Regions from separate parts of the Homo sapiens genome. Here region 2 is linked to region 1. A link is an interaction called in ENCODE POLR2A ChIA-PET data of the cell type or tissue named here. Cell type or tissue: MCF 10A. All regions are shown on one strand. Links, peaks and the distances in the headings refer to the core of each region. The heading gives the core; the rest is flanking DNA. Region 1 overlaps STK11 (serine/threonine kinase 11). Region 2 overlaps SBNO2 (strawberry notch homolog 2).

Region 1 (9,853 bases), core at 4,811-8,810:
ACAGCTTGACCCCACTGCCTTGAAGTGAGTGATGCACCCTCACTAGTGTTCAGCGTCCAATTTCATCCTGGCCCTGAGTGTGTAACGGCTTTGCCCTTGCGGGGCCCCCTGGGATGAGGGGTGAGCCCTGTCCCTTCCTGGTCACTGTCTGCCATCAGGAGCTGCCCCGCTTACAGCTGTGATTCAGGAGCCACTGCATTTCCTCCAGCCCCCTGGGTGCTGCCAGGGGGTCCTCCTATTCTGGGAGCTGGTGTGTTCTGACTGGAGGCTGCCATGTGCAGAGTGCTGTCAAGGAGAAGGGGTGTCCACTGCCCAGCCCTGAGGCCCAAGGCCTTGGCCAGCCTTGCTGCCAGCGCTGCAGGGAAAAAGCCTCCTTTGTGTGTGGGAAGTTTAATAAACTCCGCTCAGATTGTGTCTCGCAGCGAGTGTCTGGAACCTTCCAGACAAGCCTCAGGCGTCCGGTCCTCCAGTTGGTGTGGAAAGCGTGGGCGATCACCAAGGGGGGTGGGTTGGGGCAGATGGAGCCGGCGTGAGTCCCGTCTCTTCCCTTCCTTCCCAGAAAGGCAGCCCTGGAGTCCATGCCTTGTCCCGCTCTCACCGGCAAAAAGTATAATCTTATTAGAAATAGGAAAGTTCCAAAAAGCATCAATGAGTTAAAAAGAGGGCTGGGCATGTTCGGTCATGCCTGTAATCCCAGCACTTTGGGAGGCCAAGGCGGGTGGATCACCCGAGGTTGGGAGTTAGCCTGACCAACATGGTGAAACCCTGTCTCTACTAAAAATACAAAATTAGCTGAGTGTGGTGGCGCACGCCTGTAATCCCAGCTACTCTGGAGGCTGAGGCAGGAGAATCACTTGAACCCGGGAAGCAGAGGTTGCGGTGAGCCAAGACCATGCCATTGCACTCCAGCCTGGGTAACAAGAGTGAAACTCCGTCTCGAAAAAAAAAAGGGCTGGGGCCGGGCGTGGTGGCTCACGCCTGTAATCCCAGCACTTTGGGAGGCCGAGGCGGTTTGATCACAAGGTCAGAAGTTTGAGACCAGCGTGGCCAACATGGTGAAACCCTCTCTCTACTAAAAATAGAAAAACTAGCCAGGTGTGGTGGCACATGCCAATAATCCCAGCTACTTCATCTGAGGTCAGGAGTTCAAGACCAGCCTGGCCAATATGGCGAAACTCCGTCTCTACTACAAATACAAAAATTAGCCAGGCGTGGTGGCGCGCGCCTGTAGTCCAGCTACTGGGGAAGCTGAAGCAAGGAGAATCGCTTGAACCTGGGAGGCGGAGGTTGCGGTGAGCCGAGATCGCATCATTGCATTCCAGGCTGGGCAAGCCTAGGAGAGAAGAGCGAAATTGTGTCTCAAAAAAACAATTAATTAAAATAAAATCAGTGCCATAGGCTGTTTCTGGTAGGCAGTGGGTTCCTAGGGTGGAGCAGGGAAGGGCTGGAAAGGGTCGCCTGTGCCCAGCCCGACTCCCCGTGCTTCTCGGGGGACAGCACGGCTAGCTGCTGCTGCGGAGCCCACAGTGGGGTTCTGGGGGGGGGGGTGCAGGCAGAAGGCCGCCATGCCTCCCTCCCCCTTTCCACCCCAGTGAGAGTGGGCTCGAAGGCAGGGAGTCTGCCCGCCTTGTGGAGCCTCCGCAGAGGCACCCAGGGCTGCCGTGAGCGCACAGCCTGGCGGTGTCCCACGGCCCTGCCCTTTCCTGTCACTTCCACCTGTTGCAAAACACTGTGCTTTCGTATCTTTTCTTTCTACCTGTTTGGAAATGTGAAAATCACTGCTGCCGTAGGAAACGGGCCCAGATCCGGGCTGTGGCTCTCCCATCCGCACCGCCCCCGCGGTGTCCAGCCAGGAGGTGGGAGGTGGGCGGCACTCAGTGTGCCTGGTTGCGGCGATGATTGGCAGATGCTTGGACCTATGGTAAAGAGGATTTTCGCGAGCTGGGAGTCAGTCCTGGACTTTGTAGGTCTTTACATCCCAGGCGGCCTTTATGGGGTTCCAGCATCTGCTGAGGCCCCTGCGCCAGCCATGTGAGGCCTGGGTGTCCTCGAGGCCTCTGTTTGTGCCCCTCTCTGGGCAGCGGGAGGGAGAGCTCTGAGACCCAGAGGGAGCTCAGGGGCTGGGCAGCCGCAGAACAGCGGGGGTAATGGGTCCACTGGGGGTTCTGGGCTGTGCACACAGTGGGCTTCCGGTGCCCAGCCAGCTGGGGCAGGCCTGGAATGTTGGTTCCTCTCTCAGGATCTGGGGCGCTGCTGTAGCTGTCGGGGAATCAGTGAGGCGGCTGGACGGCCCGTATATCCCACAAACGCCACCGTATTGCTCAAACTGGACTCAATTTTCTTAACACCTTTTTTTTTTTTTTTTTTTTTTTTTTTGGAGACAGGGTCTCACTGTATCGCCGAGGCTGGAGTGCAGTGGCGCAATCATAGCTCTGGGCTCAGGTGACCCTCCTGCCCCCAAGGTAGCTGGGACTGCAGATGTGCACCACCACACCCGACTAGTTTTTTGTAGAGATGGGGTTTCGCCATGTTGTCCAGGCTGGTCTCAAACTCCTAGACTCAAGCTATCCGCCTGCCTGGGCCTCCCAGAGTGCTGGGATTACAGGTATGAGCCACTGCTTCGCCACGTTCACCTTTATTTACTTATTTATTTATTTTTGAGACGGAGTCTCGCTCTGTCCCCCAGGCTGGAGTGCTGTGGCACGATCTTGGCTCACTGCAAGCTCCGCTTCAGCCTCCCAAGTAAGCTGGAACTACAGGTGCCTGCCACCAAGCCTGGCTAATTTTGTTTTTGTATTTTTAGTAGAGACGGGGTTTCACCGTGTTAGCCAGTATGGTCTCGATCTCCTGACCTTGTGATCCGCCCGCCTCGGCCTCCCAAAGTCCTGGGATTACAGGCTTGAGTCACTGTGCCCGGCCCACCTTTTTATTTTTTATTTTATAGAGACAAGGGCTTGCTGTGTTGCCCAGGCTGGTCTTGAACCCCTGACCTTAAGTAATCCTCTCTGGCCTCCCAAAGTGCTGGGATTACAGGTGTAAGCCATAGTACTGGGCCTAAAGTTCACCTTTTTTTTTTTTTTTTTTTTTTTTGAGATGGAGTCTCGCTCTGTCACCCAGGCTGGAGTGCAGTGGCGTGATCTTGGCTCACTGCAAGCTCTGCCTCCCGGGTTCACACCATTCTCCTGCCTCAGCCTCCCGAATAGCTGGGACTACAGGCGCCTGCCACCATGCCCGGCTAATTTTTTTGTATTTTTAGTAGAGATGGGGTTTCACTGTGTTAGCCAGGATGGTCTCGATCTCCTGACCTCGTGATCTGCCTGCCTCGGCCTCCCAAAGTGCTGGGGTTACAGGTGTGAGCCACCGCACCCGGCAAAGTTCACCTTTTTAAAGTGTGTAATTCAGTGGCATATAGTACATTGACAGAGTTGCACAACTATCACCTCTATCAGCTTCCAGAACATTCTTGTTACCCCAGAAGGAAACCCCGTCTCTGTCAGCCATCACTCCCCATTCCCTCCCCAGTCCCGGCACCCACGCATTCCCTTCCTGCCTCTGGATTGGCCTGTCCTGAACATTTCACACGAGTGGTGTCACACACCGCGTGGCCTTTTGCGTCCGGCTTGTCTCACGGAGTGTGCTGTCCTCAAGGGGCATCCGCGCCGTGGCCTGGGTCCGAACCTCTCTGCTGTTCACGGCTGCGTCACTTTCCAGTGTGTGGAGGGCCACGCTGCGTTTGACTGCTCATCTGTGGCTGGACACTTGGGCTGCTCCCGCCTCTGCCTGTGAATTGTGGCTGCTTTGGTGCACGTGTGCTCAGCCGGCGTCCCTCTAGAATCCTTGAGGGCCTTGTTTCAGCCACATCAGGAGGGATTCAGGGACCAGGGCACGCGGGTCTGGAGCTGGGTGTTCCTGGGTCTCCATGTGCCTCCCAGTCCTGCTCTGAGCCGTGGGAGGCCGGGGCGAGGGCCAGGCCCATCTCTTCCCTGTATGATCTGTTTCTAGGCAGACGGAGGCTCCTAGCCCCACCTCTCTGTGAGCTTGAGTGGCGTTTATGACTCTCCTTCCTATTTCCTGTCCTGCTAATCAACAAGTCAGCTAAACAGTCCATGCTGCCTGGGCAAGCCCAGTAGGCCCCTAACGTGGCACCTCGGAGCGGCTGGCGATGCCCCAAGAGCCGGGCTTCCCCCTCCTGGAGGCTCTTCCTGTTCCTCGCCAAGCTCTTAGGTTTCGCTGGGCCTCCTCTTCTGCTCTTTTTCTGGCTGGAGACGTCAGAGGAAGCCTGGCGATCTAGAGAAGCTGATGTGCACCCATCATCCCGGAGGTGACTGCCACCAGGCGGGGGTGGCTCCACCCCCACTCCTCCCCTGGCATAAATCGGGGGACGCACGTGCCTGCGCAGAATGCCTTGGTCCCTTTTAATTAAACAGACAACCCAGTGTCCCTTGGTCTATGCTGACCTGCTCAGGAGTGCCTGGGCTCTTCCACGTTTCAGCTGCTGTGTGTCCTGCTGCTGTGAAGTGTCCCCGTTGAGGTGGAGGCAGGGCAGGGCGCCTTCGGTGAGGGCGAGTCCTCCTGTGCCCGTTTCCCCATCTGTAGAATGATGGCTCATGGAGGAGACATGGTGTCGGCAGGTGGTGGCCGGCGCAGGGAGGTTTCCAGGAGGGAGTCCTCCACCCTCATTTGCTTTTAGGGCCGTGCAGCCTCCCGAGCGGCCCCCACGAGGCTCTGAGGCTGCATGCAGGTTGAGCTCCTGGCCTCACTGCCCCTCCTCAGGGTTAGGACTGTGCTGGAGCCTGGGTGGGTGTGGGGTGGTCCCTGCACAGGCAGCAGGAGGTGGGCCAGAGCGGTGCTGGACCTGAAGGCCCGTGGCTCCCTCAGCTCCACTGAGGAGGCTGGAATAGTGTCCTGGGCCACCTTCCCTGCCGGTAGCCGGCTCCTGCTGAGGGAGGGGGTGCTTTCGCCTCCTGGTGGAGCATCAGGCTCTTGGGGCCTGTGCGTCCGAGCATCTGGCCTCTGCTGTCTGAAAACAGCACCTTCCCCGCCCCCCGGCCACCGCATCTCCTCTGAATAGAAGGCAAGTCTTGCCTCCCAGGAATGGCCTGTGACCTTCATCAGCGGGGGAGGTTAGGGGCACACAGAGCCCTGGGGAACAAGGGGATCTGGGGCTGAGCCGGGCCTCTCGGGCCCACCCCGAGCTCTCCTGAGCAGCCTGGCAGGCAGGAAGGCGCTGGGCCCCGGGGCCTTTGCCGAGCCCAGCCTCACCCTCAGCGTCCCCCTCAATGCCCTGGGTGCCTGCCAGGCTGTGGACACAGGCCCTGGCCAGTTCTATAAATAACCTTGCCGGGCCCTGCTGGGAATTGGTGCCACCACCACATAGCCCAGAGAGAACGGAAACACAGGGCTTCTCAGCGAGCAGACCAGGCCTGCGGTGACCAGTGGAAGTGGGGGACGCTTTCAGGGCTGGGCAGCCCGACAGGGCACCGGGCACAGCCAGGGGCCGGAACCAGTTGCTCACTGGCTCCGCTTCTGGGGGACTGTGTCCCTCTGTGCCCCGTCCCCATCACACCTTGCTTTCCCTTCATCCTGCTCTCCTAGCCCCTCCCCAGACTGGCGGCCCCTTGTCCAGGCCCAGCCCCAGCACAGCCTGCAGCCCTGGCAGAGCTCAGGCCTTGGCCTTCTGAGGTTGCCCTGAGGGCAGTGAGCAATGAGCCCTGGGACTGGTGCACTGGGAGGGAAAGGTGAGCCAAGGCTTCCTGCAAGAGGCAGCCCTGAGCTGGGGGTGGGGAAGGCTGGGTCGTGGGATACCCCTGACACCCCAAGTTTTTTTTTTGAGATGGAGTCTTGCTCTGTCACCCAGGCTGGAGTGCAGTGGTGAGATCTCGACTCTCTGCAACCTCCGCCTCCCAGGTTCAAGCGATTCTCCTGCCTCAGCCTCCTGAGTAGCTGGGATTACAGGCGCCCATCACCACGCCCGGCTAATTTTTGTATTTTTAGTAGAGACAAGGTTTCACCATGTTGGCCAGGCTGGTTTCGAACTCCTGACCTCAGGTGATCCACCTCGGCCTCCCATAGTGTCGGGATTACAGGCGTGAGTCACCGCGCCTGGCCCCCCAGCTGTTTTTTATGCTCCATGCTTGGGCTTCCTGTTAAGAATTAAAAAAGAAAAAAAAAACTATGGAGATGGAATTTACATACTGTACAACTCATTCGTTCACAGTGTACAATTCAGTGGCATTAAGTACATTCACACGGCTGTGCAACCACTACTTCTAATTCCAGAACGTTCGGTCACCCCAAAAGCAAGCCCCATTCCCATTGTGTCACTCTCCATCCCCTCCACCAGCTCCTGGCCACTCTGAATCCACTTCCTGGCTCTGGATTGGCTTGTCCTGGATATTGCATAGAAATGGGATCCTGTCGGCCGGGCGCGGTGACTCACGAGAGCAAGAGATCCAGACCATCCTGGCCAACATGGTGAAACCCCATCTCTACTAAAAATACAAAAATTAGCTGGGCGTGGTTGCGGGCACCTGTAGTCCCAGCGACTCAGGGGCTGAGTCAGGAGAAATCGCTTGAACCCGGGAGGCAGAGGTTGCAGTGAGCTGAGATCATGCCATTGCACTCTGGCCTGGCGACAGAGTGAGACTCCGTCTCCAAAAAAAAAAAAACAAGAAATGGGATCCTGTCATCCCAGCGTTTTCCGAGGCCGAGGTGGGCAGATGACTTGAGCCTAGTAGTTCAAACGAGACCAGCCTGGGCAGCACGGTGAAACTGTCTCTACTAAAATACAAAAATTAGCTGGGCATGGTAGCACACGTCTGTAGTCCCAGCTACTTGCGGGGCTGAGATGGGAGGATCGCTTGAGCCTGGGAGGTGCACTCCAGCCTGGGCGACAGGGAAACCCTGTCTCAAAAAAAAAAAAAAAAGTGCATCACACACTGTGTGTCCTTTAGTGTCTCACTGTGACATCCTCAAGGTGCAGCTAGGCTGTGGCTCGAGTCAGAGCCTCACTGGTTTTTGTGGCTGAGTCTTGTTGAGTGCGTGGATGGGCTGTGCTGATCCTCGTCTGTGGAAGGGCCCCTGGGTGGTTCCACATCTCGGCTGCTGTGCGTCCTGCTGCTGTGAGCATCTCGTGCTCCGTTTCTGCGTGGCGTGTACTGTTCCTCAGGGTGTGTACCTGGGAGTGGAGCTGCTGGCTCACAGGGTAACAGACCTTTGGAGAAGCTGCAGACGCTTCCACGCCCACCCACTGGGTGTGAGGACCTTGCTCCTCGTCATTTTTGTTTTTGTTTAATTTTTTCTTTTATGAGACAGGGTCTTATTCTGTTGTCCAGGCTGGAGTGCAGTAGCACGATCACAGGTAACTACAGGCTCAAGTGATCCTCCCACCTGAGCCTCCCGAGTAGCTAGGACTTGAGGCACGTACCTCCACACCTGGCTAATTTTTGTATTTTTAGTAGAGACAGGGTTTCGCCGTGTTGCTCAGGCTGGTCTCGAACTCCTGAGCTCAGGTGATCCACCCGCCTCGGCCTCCTATAGTGCTGGGAGAAATGAAGTGTCTGCGACAGGGCGGCAGCTGCAGAGGGGGCTGTGCTCTCTGGCCTGTTGTGCCCCACCCTTGTGACAGGCAGGTGGGCGTGGCCAACTGGGCGGCAGCTGCAGAGGGGGCAGTGACAGGCGGGTGGGTGTGGCAGGACCCCACAATGTCTCTTTCTGTGGCGTCTCCTTCTTCGCCTGCCCCTTCCTATGGGCCATCCTTCCAGCTCACCTGCGGCCCACCCTCCAAGGAGTGGGACCCTCGGAGTTGGGAGCCCTTGGCTGCGTGGGACTGTACTGTGTGACGGAGCCATCACCAGGGCTCCAACTCACCCTGGCTCCTGCCACAGTCTGGGCTCCATCTGTGCTACCATTGCAGTAGTCTGGTTTCTAGGAAGCAAAACTGTTACTGAGTTACAAAGCTCAATTAAGAGTGTCCTTTGGGAGGCCGAGGCGGGCGGATCACAAGGTCAGGAGATCGAGACCATCCTGGCCAACATGGTGAAACCCTGTCTGTACTAAAATACAAAAAAATTAGCCGGCTGTGGTGACACGTGCCTGTAGTCCCAGCTACTCGGGAGGCTGAGGCAGGGAAATCACTTGAACCTGGGAGGCAGAGGTTGCAGTGAGCTGAGATCGGGCCACCGTGCTCCAGCCTAGGGACAGAGCAAGACTCTGTCTCAGAAAAAAAAAAAAGTGTCCTAACTGTGTCCTCCAAAGCCCTCGCCGGCCGATGACAGACTAGAGGGCGCTGTGCTCCCACCCCCTACCGCCCTGAGCCTGGACGCGTGGCCCCTGCAGGGCCCTTTCCCACAGCACTGTGAACTCACAGCTTCTCTCTAGGGAAGGGAGGAGGTACGCCACTTCCACAGGGAGATGGGGAGGCCGACTCCAGGGATCCAGGCCATCATCCTGACGTTGGGTCGGCTGATACACCCCTGTCCTCTCTGTCCCAGGGAAATTCAACTACTGAGGAGGTTACGGCACAAAAATGTCATCCAGCTGGTGGATGTGTTATACAACGAAGAGAAGCAGAAAATATATCCTTTCCGGTGTTGGGACCGCGGGGCCTCCGTGGGAGGGGCTGGGGCCCTGGGTCCGCCTGCCTCGAGGCCTGCTCCTCTTCCCGTCTCCTTGAAGGAGACTGGCACACGAGGGCCGTGGCCTTCCCTGGTTCCCCGGAAGTCAGCCATTGTGGCAATGGCTGCGCAGCTTGCTGAAAGGGGCCCTGAGCCCTGGCCCCTGTGTCTTGGGCCCGTGGGGTGTCAAGTCCCTTTTTTCTCAGAGTCTCCTCCCAGGCTAACCAGGGGTGTAGCCACGGTCTGCCTGAGACAGGCCACGCGGGCTGACCGTTGTGGGCCATTTTGGTCGTGGCTGGGCGTGTCCTCGTGTCATCTGTGGACACCCCCATGGGTCTTACGGGCACAGCCTCCCTACGGGGACTTTGCTTCCTAAGGCCCTGTGCCCAGAGCAAGAGCCAGAAGTGGTCCTGAGGCTGGGGCTGTGTTCCCTGAGCCACGCGGTCAGGGGCCCTGGGACCGTCCTGCATGGGCCCGAGCCTGCTTGGGGGGGCGTCCAGGAGGCACCATCCCCCGCCCATGGGCAGGGTGGGGGACGTGAGCCCCGCAGGAACGCTGCCCCAAGAGTCAGCCCTGTCCTCCCCTTCCCCGTAGGCTCCTTCCTCCTGGGACGCTGGGGCCCCTGGGCCTTTTCAGAGGGGTGGCTGAGGGCAGGGTGGGCCCTGGTCCCGAGGAGGGGCAAGGTGGGTGCAGAGGGTCCCTCCAGAGCCCCTTTTCTGGCCCCCGTGCTCCCTGGGCCTGTGAGTGGGGCCGCCCCCTGAGCTGTGTGTCCTTAGCGCCCCACGTATATGGTGATGGAGTACTGCGTGTGTGGCATGCAGGAAATGCTGGACAGCGTGCCGGAGAAGCGTTTCCCAGTGTGCCAGGCCCACGGGTGCGTGCGCGGGGCAGGGGCCAGGGTGGGGCGGGGGCCGGGGGCCAGGCAGGGCAGGCTCCTTTCCGTGAGGCCACACTGCTTGTCCTGATATTCATTGACATGAAGGCCCAAGTTTTTTTGTTTTTTTGTTTTTTTGTGTTTTTTTTCGAGATGGAGTCTCACTCTGTCGCCCAGGCTGGAGTGCAATGGTGCGATCTCGGCTCACTGCAAGCTCCGCCTCCGAGGTTCACGCCATTCTTCTGCCTCAGCTTCCCGAGTAGCTGGGATTACAGGCGCCCGCCACCACGCCCGGCTAATTTTTTGTATTTTTAGTAGAGACGGGGTTTCACCGTGTTAGCCAGGATGGTCTCAAACTCCTGAC
Region 2 (9,962 bases), core at 2,316-6,315, 62 kb before region 1:
TGCTCCTCTATGAGGCCCTGATGCAATTCCCTGGGGCTCGGCCACCTCTGCCCCTCATTCACCTCACACTGGCTGGGAACCAGCCCGGATGGCCGGGGGCCACTTTCTGTACCCGCAGGTGCTGGGTGGGGGATTCCAGGACCCCCGACAGCCTCGAGATAGGCAAAGCCCTCGGGGTGACCGCTGCCCCGCTCCTCCAGCTTTTGCATAAAATAAGTTTATCAGCAAAAGCCCACAGCTCCTCCCCTGCACAGAGGCCGGCAGCCTGGGCACCCTGAGCTCCTGCACCCGTGAGAAGACCCCGTGCAAGTGGCTTGCAGGAAGCCGGGCCACCAGCCACAGGGGCTCCAGAGCCCGGGTCTCCTGATCCTTCCCCTCCTCCTGCCCTTTTGGGAAGAGAGAAAGCCAGCCCTGGAGAGAAACAGGAACTTCCCAAGGCCATGTGGCACATCCGGAACATTCTGGAACAGAACTCTGACTCCAGACCAACCCAGCCTCCTCAGATGAGCTGGAGTCCGTCTCAGGCACACACGGCGCCTTGGGCCAGGCTGGGCAGGGCCACGGCCAGGGAACTGCAGCTGCAGGAAGGGGGCGGGGGGCTTGGGGTCGCAGGGCGGGAGGATCCAGGGGTCCCTGGCTCACCCAACATGCTCCACCTGTACCCAGGCCAGGCTAGGGGATGGGACGGGGGGAAAGTCCTGACTGCCTCTATCCCCCTAGTCTCCTCCCTCCCACAGCCCATGGCTCCTCTGAGACCTGCCATCCACACACACCCGAGTCCCACCCCACAGGGGTGCCATGGGCATGGCAGGCCAATCAGAGTCTTCCCTGGGACCTTCTCTGGCAGCCAGAGGGTGTGGCTTCACCTTTAGATGGCAGGTCCTAGCACATAATTGGTCCAGAGATGGGCACCTGACCCTGCCCAGACAATCAGAGCCTGCCTGGTGATTTTCTTTCCTTTCCTTATTTTGAGACGGAGTCTCACTCTGTCACCCAGGCTGAAGTGCAGTGGCACGATCGTGGCTCACTGCAACCTCCACCTCCCGAGTTCAAGCGATTCTCCTGTCTCAGCCTCATGCGTAGCTGGGATTACAGGCGCCCGCCACCACGCCCAGCTAACTTTTGTATTTTTAGTAGAGATGGGATTTCATCATGTTGGCCAGGCCGGTCTCGAACTCCTGACCCCAAGCAATGTGCCCACCTCGGCCTCCCAGAGTGCTGGGATTTCAGGCGTGAACCATTGTGCTGGCCGGTGTATTTTTATTTCTAATTGAATACTCTGGGCACTGGAAGAGGCTGGGCTGTGCGTGTGCGAACTCAGTCGACCCTGCCCAGAGGTGTCCATGACGTACCCGAATGTGACGGAACCCGGAACAGGGAGGGTGGGATGAGCCTCACACACGGGATGGGGAGCAAAGCCGGTTACGCGCACGGGTGCGCCCCGGCCTGAGCCCTGTGGCTGGTGTCCAGTGCCCCCGCCGGGTTCCAGCCCTGTCGCATTCCCCGACTGTCACTGCTAACACCTTCCTGCTCCCGCTCGGATCCTTGAAGATGGCTCCTCTGTCTCCACATCCCATAATTCGCTTAATTATTTCCCCACCGTAGAGCCTCTGGGGAGATTCCAGTTTCCTGCCACTATAAATAGTGCCGCTCTGTCTTCCCCTCCCTCCTGGATTAGTCCCCAGGGTGTGTTTCCGAGATAGAATTCTTGGATCGGAACAAGCTCCTGGCGGGTTTCGGGGGATGGAGCTGTTCCGGTGGGGATGTGGCTTGGCCAGTCCCCTTTATGGTGGCCCAGGAGGCTGACCGACGGCCGGTACTCGAGCTCCACCGGGGCAGCTGTGAGGATCCAGCCTCAACCCCAAGGGACTCAGGAACTAGGGAGGGGGACAGGAGGGGTCTGGGCCGCAACAGGGACCCTGCTACGAGAGGGGTACCCTGGCCCCAGCTCAGAGCCCCCTCTGGACGGTCAGAACATGGCAGGAAGCTGCCCAAAGCCCTCTGAGGATGGACTGCCGAGGGGTGTCTGTGATGTTCGCCCCACAGGCCAACCTGGGTGTTGGGCTAGGGAGTACCCAGGAGACCCTGGAGTCCTGGAGCAGGTCCTGCTGCTTGATAGGAGAGGGCAGCCCCTCTGTCTCCAGGTAAATCCCCAGGCAGGGCCGGGCGCGGTGGCTCACGCCTGTAATCCCAGCACTTTGGGAGGTCAAGGCAGGCGGGTCAACTGAGCCCGGGAGTTTGAGACCAGCGTGTCCAACGGGGCAAAACCTCATCTCTACGAGAAAATTTTAAAAATCTGCCGGGCATGGTGGCGCGTACCTGTGGTCCCAGCTACTCAGGAGGCTGAGGCAGGAGAATCACTAGCCCAGGAGGCAGAGGCTGCAGTGAGCCGAGATCGCACCACTGCACTTCCAGCCTGGGCAACAGAGTGAAACCGTGTTTTAAAAATAACAAAACAAAATAAAATAAAATGAAATAAAATAAAAATAAATATATATATACACGTTTATATATTTTTAATTTAAAAATTTTTTTTTTTCTTTTTGAGCCACAGTTTCGCTCTGTCACCCAGGCTGGAGTGCAGTGGTGCAATCTCTGCTCACTGCAGCCTCTGCCTCCCAGGTTCAAGCGATTCTCCTGCCTCAGCCTCCCAAGTAGCTGGGATTACAGACACCTGCCACCACGCCAGGCTAATTTTTTGTATTTTTAGTAGAGACAGGGTTTCACCATGTTGGCCAGGCTGGTCTCAAACTCCTGACCTCAAGTGATCTGCCCGCCTTGGCCTCTGAAAGTGCTAGGATTACAGGCGTGAGCCACCGTGCCAGGCCTATTTTTCATTTTTTTGAGATGGAGTCTCACTCTTGTCGCCCAGGCTAGAGTTCAGTGGCGCCGTCTCCACTCACTGCAGCCTCTGCCTCCTAGATTTAAGCAATTCTCCTGCCTCAGCCTCCCGAGTAGCTGGGATTACAGGCGTCCGCCACCACGCCTGGCTAAGTTTGGTATCTTTAGCAGAAGCGAGGTTTCACTATGTTGGCCAGGCTGGTCTTGAACTCGGGACCTCAGGTGATCTGCCCACCTCCACCTCCCAAAGTGCTGGGATTACAAGCACGAGCCACTTGGCCAGAAACATATTTTTTAAGTAATTCCCTCACTGACAGGTTCCTACAAGTAAAGTTGAGCCCCCCCTACAGCTGACGGCGAAGGAACTGGAAGCTCTGCAGCAGGGAGAATCTCCTCAAATGTGCTTCTTGAAAAGCTGGGGCCATGAGTAGCCTCCCATTCACATCCCCATGGGGACCCTTCTCCAGGGCCCACGGGGGCGGGTGGAGCCGGGCTCCGGGCCAGGAAGGTCAGGTGGAGATCACGCCGCGTCCACTGGGGCAGCATTCCGCACGACGTGACCCCGGGCACTCGGAGCGGGGCAAGTGCCCGTGGACCCCGTCGGGTGGGCCGGGGCCGGGGGTGGGGCTCACCTGCAGGGGCGGCGGGCTGTACAGGAGGCTGCCCGCCGGCGGGGGTTCATGCTGCGGGTAATCCCTGTCCATGGCGGGCCCCACTGCAAGCATCGGGCGGCAGGCGGGGTGGGGTCCTCGGCCGGGCAGCAGGCGGCGGGACTCCAGGACCCGGGGCCGCCGGGGCGTCTATCTGGGCTTCTCGCTCCGTGGTGGCGGCGGTGGCGGCAGCATCATGATCTGCAGAGGGAGACGGGGACGTCCTGAGAGTCCAACGGTGGTGGAGAGTGGTGCTCCCCGGCCGCCTCTCCCTCGGGCATGACCGGTCCCAGCCTGGGCTGCAGCTCCTGCTACCTCCTGGGCCGGAACCAAAAGGCGCTCCTTCCCCTCCCCACTCACCCCCACCCGCCATCAGCAGTGCCACCCAACTCCTTTGTGCTGCCCACAGCGCCTTTCCTGGCCTCCCCGGCCCCAACTACAACGATTAAGGTGGGCCCGACAGGGCTGCCCAGGTCACAGGGCAGCCGTAGGACCAGGCACCCAGACTGTGAGCAGTGGAGCTGCAGGCTGACTCCCCCACATCTGGCTTTGTCAGCAGCCGGTGTGAGACTGTGGAGGGAGAGTCCAACCCGGGCCCGGCACCCAGGGGAGCCCAGGGGACACTGGACCCAGCCCTGTCCCTCAGAGGCAGCAGGGGCTCCACAGTGAGGTCTCCCAAGGAGGGGGGTCAGGGGCCACGCAGAGCTGGAAGAGCACCCAGACCTCGTTTCAGGCTAATCACACACCAGCATCCCCACTGAGAACGTTCCTGGGCTACAGAGCCGAGCCCCACACCATCAGACGCCAGGGACAGCTCCCACGTGCCCCGCGGCCTCTGGCACACGGCCAGACGCCCGCCAGGCTGAGCCCCCACCAGGCCCTACCTGGCGAGTGCAGGGACCCAGGCTGGCCCGTGGTGGCAGGGAAAGCTTTCCAGGCGTCCGCCCAGCATGCTCACTGCCGAGGGCGGCAGGAAGGGGAGGCGGCGGCCACTCCCGGCCAAGCCCTGGAGTGAAGAAATCTCCGGGACTTCCAGTAATTGCCGTCCAGCCACACGCAGGCACTTGTGCAATCCCGTGGGGGAGAGGCACGTCTCTGCCCGGCGCTCCAGAGACAGTGGCCGGGCAACAGGGGCTGGGGGTCGGGACTCCTGTCCCAGAGACCAGATGGAGGTGGTCAGGCACAGTGGGGGTCACCCTGCCAGGCCGTCCCAACTGTCCGCGGCCTCTGCCTGCTCCCTGCAGTCAGGACGCTACAACCCACTGCCACCAGAGCTGGGACCCTTGGCAGCCCTTCCAGCTGCCCACGGGGACCTGCGACACCCTTGCCAGAACGGCCCTTTAGGGGAAGGGACAGGCCCGCTGGGATCTGGGGTCTTGGCCAATCCTTGTCAAAGATTCTGGGTCAGGCAGGATCAAAGCCTGGCTCCACCTTCTGAGTTGAATAACCTCAGACACCCAAGCTCCTCCAAGCCTCGGTATGTTCCTCTGGGAGACAGGTTCTCTGGGTAGAGCCTGGGACCCCCCGACCCCGGCCCCGTGTGCTGGTGGCCACAAACAGCTCTGCTGGGCCCAAGGCAGCTGCTGATACCGGGGTCCCCATCCAGGGGCCCACCAGTGCTAGGGGGTGGCCCACCCCCTGCCTTGGGGCTCAGCAGCCCCTCCCCTGCAGGGACTCCCCTCAGCTCCTGTCAGCACCCCTTCCTGCTGCAGGTTCCATCTCACGGCAGCCACAGCCCCAGAGCTACGCTGACCTTTTCCACACTCAGGGCGCTCCTCAGCTCTGAGGCCACACAGTCCTGAGCTGATGGGCAGCAGGGCCCAGGCCCCACGGTGGACGGAGCTTGGGGAGGGGGCACCTTGGGCAGCTCTGGGGCGACCCCATGACCGTCCTCGGGGTACACCATAGCTGAGGGACCCCTCCAGCAGCAGGGGCCCTGAGCTCGCCTGTGTCCGAGTCCCCTAGGCCAGCACGGTGCTCCTGGCAGCTCCTCCCTCCCTACGGTCTCTGAGCCCCCCACGTCTGTGGACGCCCCTTCCAGGCGGCAACCCCAGGAGGCTCAGGGGACCGGGTTCTTCAAGGGGAGGGCTTCACACATGGCATGTGACCTGGAGTCCATGCCTTGGGGACCTGGCAGGGTGTGGAGACCTGGACCGGGAGGGGATGGGGGCAGGAGAACAATGCGGACACCAGGCACAACCAACCAAGAGTCAGGGCCCAAAACCAGGAGGCGGAGGCGGAGGCGGATCCTCACACACGGCTGCTTGGCAGTCTGGGATTCCTCAAGAGGCTAACGCTGGAGTCACCACACCACCGAGCAATTCCACACCACACAGAAACGTGGCCATGCACGTCCACAGCAGCACCACTCACAACAGCCACCCGAGGAAGCAGCCCAGTGTCCACGGATAGGCGAGTGGACCAGCATGTGGCGTGGCCCATCCACGTGCCAGAACACGACACAGCCATGAACAGCAGCGAGGCCGACCTAGGCCACAGCGCAGACGCACCTTGAGGACGTCACGCTCTGTGAGAGACGCCAGGCACAGATGTGTGTGATCCCACTACTATGCACTGTCCAGGACGGGCCCATCCAGAGACAGAAGGGGATGCGTGGGTGCCGGGCTGGGGCGACCCTGCACCCGGGGCCCATTTCCAAGTCCCCCCACAACCCAACACTTCAGGCTGTGCCCACTCCTGAGAACGCCCACCCTCTGCAATCCCCCAGGACCCGCCACTCCTGAGAACGCCCACCCTCTGCAATCCCTCAGGACCCACAGCCCTGCCTTTCCGCCCACTGCCAGCCCCCCATCGCCTCCCACCCTGTCCTCGGCCATATCTCACAACCCCTGCTGCCCCGATCCCCAGGCCCTCCCGCAGCCCCCAGCCCCTAGCCCTGCCTGCAGACTCGGTCCTGTCCGAGGGCCCACGCCCCCAAGGGCTGGCTCCCACCCCATGGTCCTGAGCCCTCCGGACCCTTCCCCCATTGACTCCGCCGCCGTTTCTTGCAGCAGCTGTGACCACGCCATGTCTCTGGGGCATCCAGCTGCCCCAATCCCCAGGATAAACCCTAGTGGGACACTGGGTGGGGTCTTGGGGCCTGAGAACACCCCAACGCAGCCTCTGCCACGCAGCCCCGGAGACGCTCTCCCCACGCGGCCCCGGAGACCCTCTGCCACGCAGCCCCGGAGACGCTCTCCCCACGCGGCCCCGGAGACCCTCTCCCCACGCGGCCCCGGTGACACGGCCCACCCCGAGCCTCAGAGCCACGGGCCAGCCAAACGTCCAGCGGGCAGCAGAGCGTGTCCCCTGCCTGGTTTTATTTTTGGGCGCGAGTCCCATGACTGGAGGGATGCGTGGTGTGGGGGTTGGGGGGGCGGGGGTCACACGGTTCCCACCTTGGGAGGGGGCCCGCGCTTTATCAGCACGCTGACACCCAGAGGGGATGTGGCTTCCTTCTGAAATCAGGTCTTCAAGGGAGTCGTTGTAAAAGAGAACGATGAAGGTGCTGGTGGCCCAGACAGGACAACCACTGGGAAGGCAGAACCTCAGACAGGACCAAGATCCGGGAGAATCCGAGGAACCGGGTAACTGTGTCCGCCTCCCAGCTCTCTCCTGAGTCCGGGTAACTGCGTCCGCCTCCCAGCTCTCTCTCTTGAGTCCGGGTAACTGCATCTGCCTCCCAGCTCTCTCTCCTGAGTCCGGATAACTGTCCGCCTCCCAGCTCTCTCCTGAGTCCGGATAACTGTCCGCCTCCCAGCTCTCTCCTGAGTCCGGATAACTGTCCGCCTCCCAGCTCTCTCCTGAGTCTGGGTAACTGCATCTGCCTCCCGTCTCTCTCTCCTGAGTCCGGGTAACTGCGGCCGCCTCCCGCCTCTTTCTTCTGAGCCTGCTGAAGTCCCCGTCTTCCTGGCTGGACGCCCCAGGGTCTCACCCCACGCTGTGCAGCAACAGCTCAGCCTCCTGATGTTCAGAACTGGCCACTGTGCGGACCCTCCCCCTGGGGGTCCCTGAGCACCTGTCGTGTGGAGCCCCTTCGCGCGCTCCGCCCTCAGACCCGAGCCGTCTGCAGATGGGGAGCTGTGTCCTCGGAGCCCGGTTCTCCTGCCGTCCTCTCGCCGAGCAGGGTTGTGACCCCCGCACTTTCGGATGTGGACACGGAGGCCCCTAGGTGGAGCCTTGACGTGACCCCCAGAGCCAGACTCAGCAGCTCAGGCCACGCTGTGCCCACGTTCGCGACGGCAAAGCGGAGACCCTGAGAAGACACTGGCCGCAGAGCCATAACCGAGACCACGGGAGGACCCAGGGCGCACGGCACACCCCAGAGCGCTCCGCCCAGGCCCGGGTTCTGGTCTCCTGGCACACCCGGCAGCATCTCAAGGCCTGCGCCAGCAAAGGCGGACATGGAGGTCTGAGGAGGAGGCGGCGAGGCCCGGGCGAGCGGGCGCGACCGTGGTGATGGAGCCCGGCAGAGGCCACCGCACAGTCCCTGGAGGCCGCATTACCTCAGCCGAGGTTCTCCGGGCAGGCACAAGGCGCTCCCTGCGTCCCAGGACCTGAAGATGGCAAGGAGCAGGCCCCCGGGTGTCCCGGGAACCCCGCACAGAGCCACGGCCATAAGACAGAGCGGACTTGCGGCCTCCGGTGACCTCACAGCCGTGATGGCCTCCTGCAGCTGTGACCGCCGCCCCACAGCCGCGACCCCACCTGCAGCCGTGACCCCACCTGCAGCCGCGACCCCACCTGCAGCCGTGACCCCACTTGCAGCTGCAACCGCCGCCCCACGGCCGTGACCCCACCTGCACCCGCGACCCCACCTGCAGCCATGACCCCACCTGCAGCCATGACCCCACCTGCGGCTGCAACCGCCGCCCCACAGCCGTGACCCCACCTGCAGCTATGACCACCGCACACTGGCCTCCAGATGGGCTCAAGACAGGGCAATCACCCTCTACCTGGCGGGCGCACAACTCGCATCCTAGGACCGGGTGCAGGGGGCGGGGGCTGGCGATTTCACAAGGCTCAGCTAATATGGGGCAGAGAGCCCTGCAAGCTCAGGCACCTGGGCAGGCCCCAACTCGGCCGCCAGGACCGTCTGGTGGGGAGGACACTGCAGGCCGTCTCAGGTCCTGACCCCTGCAGACAGAGCGCTTCGTCCCTCAACATGGAGCCCGGGGCAAGGGAGGCCTGAAGGGCTGGAGCCAAGGGAGGGTCAGCCCAGTGAGAGACCTTGGGGGGACGGGGGTAGCAAGAGGGGGTAGCAAGGGACAGTTGGGGACAGCAGGGGACAGTGGGGGGACAGGGGGCAGCAGGGGACAGTTGGGGACAGCAGGGGACAGTGGGGGGACAGCAGGGGACAGTGGGACAGCGGGGGAAGAGCAGGGGACAGTGGAGGGACAGCAGGGGACAGTGGGGGGCAGTGGGGGGACAGCGGGGGATGGTGGGGGGACAGCAGGGGGACAGTAGGGAAACAGTGGGGGATAGTGGGGGGGCAGCGGCGGATGGGACAGCGGGGGGACAGCAAGGGACGGGGTGACAACAGGGAGACAGCGGGGAGATGGGGACAGCGGGGGGCAGTGGGGGACAGTGGGGGAACAGCGGGGGGACAGTGGGGGGACAGGAGGGGACACATTCAAGACATCCGTGAGGTTCCCCTACTCCTGGGCCAAGGTGCCTGCCTGAGAGGACTTCGCCCCCCACAGAGCTGGGCAGTGGCAGAGGAGGGGGCCAGGGAAGGGAGGTGGGTGAGGGAGACCCCAGAGTGTCCGGCGCTGCCCCTGCCCACGCCAGTGCTGCTCTCTGCAGCCATCAGCCTCCGGGTGCCCCCGCCTGCCCCGCCACGCGGCCACATTCCCGCACCACCCTCTCACACGTTCCACCCCAGGGGCAGCACCCGCCCTCTGGCTGTGGGTGCTGGTGGGCAGCTTGCGCCTGGCACCTGTTTGTGATGGGGGAAGCTGCCCCGGCAGCGAGGCTGAGGGAGCGGGAAGGGCTGGGCCTGGCAGAGGAAGAGCAGCCGCTCACCCACATCCCTGCAGCCCGGCTGGGGCCCAGCAAGCCGCTCACGGTCCCCAGGCCCTCATGGGCAGCCCCCCACCCACTGGGTACATCCAACTTCATGCACCAAGAGCCCATGAAGAAACCACTCCCACACCCCTGCCCAGGCCTCGGGGGGTCTGCGGGGCGGCCTCACAGGAGGCCCAGTATTACAATGGCGGCCGCCTGGCTGCAGTGAGTGCCTGGTGGACACCCCCGAAGGGCAGTGGGGAGACCCGGGGGAGGACGCACAGAGGGTGGCTACAGAACAGAGGCAGCTGGCTGGAGCCACCGGGGGTCTCGTCCCTGCAGCCTTCGCCTCCTGGGTTCCAGTGATTTTTGTGGACCCACTGGGGGTCTCGGCTCACTGCAGCCTTCGCCTCCTGGGTTCCAGTGATTTTTGTGCCTCAGCTTCTGGAGTAACTGGGATGACAG

What was found. ChIA-PET counts read pairs that join two places held together with the same protein. Peaks named below come from ENCODE experiments on the same cell type or tissue, not always from the same donor. Only the 100,000 strongest peaks of a DNase experiment are listed, where the experiment ranks them.
Region 2: POLR2A ChIA-PET joins it to region 1 with 7 read pairs; 6 of 35 experiments call an interaction of 5 or more read pairs at or near these places.

The regions. Positions count from the first base shown.
Region 1 is chr19:1,209,925-1,219,777 of GRCh38, forward strand. STK11 (serine/threonine kinase 11) reads left to right here. Exons shown (of 10, transcript NM_000455.5): 2 at 8,493-8,576; 3 at 9,400-9,489. Among named protein-coding and RNA genes, the nearest start is that of STK11, 9.1 kb to the left of the region's middle. RefSeq lists enhancers at 1,059-1,845, 3,700-3,749, 4,060-4,249, 8,126-8,420. In MCF 10A, for the core only: no CTCF peak of the experiment used is centred there; DNase peaks (open chromatin) are centred at 5,297, 5,687 and 6,407.
Region 2 is chr19:1,150,711-1,160,672 of GRCh38, forward strand. SBNO2 (strawberry notch homolog 2) reads right to left here. Exons shown (of 32, transcript NM_014963.3): 2 at 3,474-3,692. The coding sequence starts at 3,566. Among named protein-coding and RNA genes, the nearest start is that of SBNO2, 19 kb to the right of the region's middle. In MCF 10A, for the core only: no CTCF peak of the experiment used is centred there; DNase peaks (open chromatin) are centred at 4,531 and 4,891.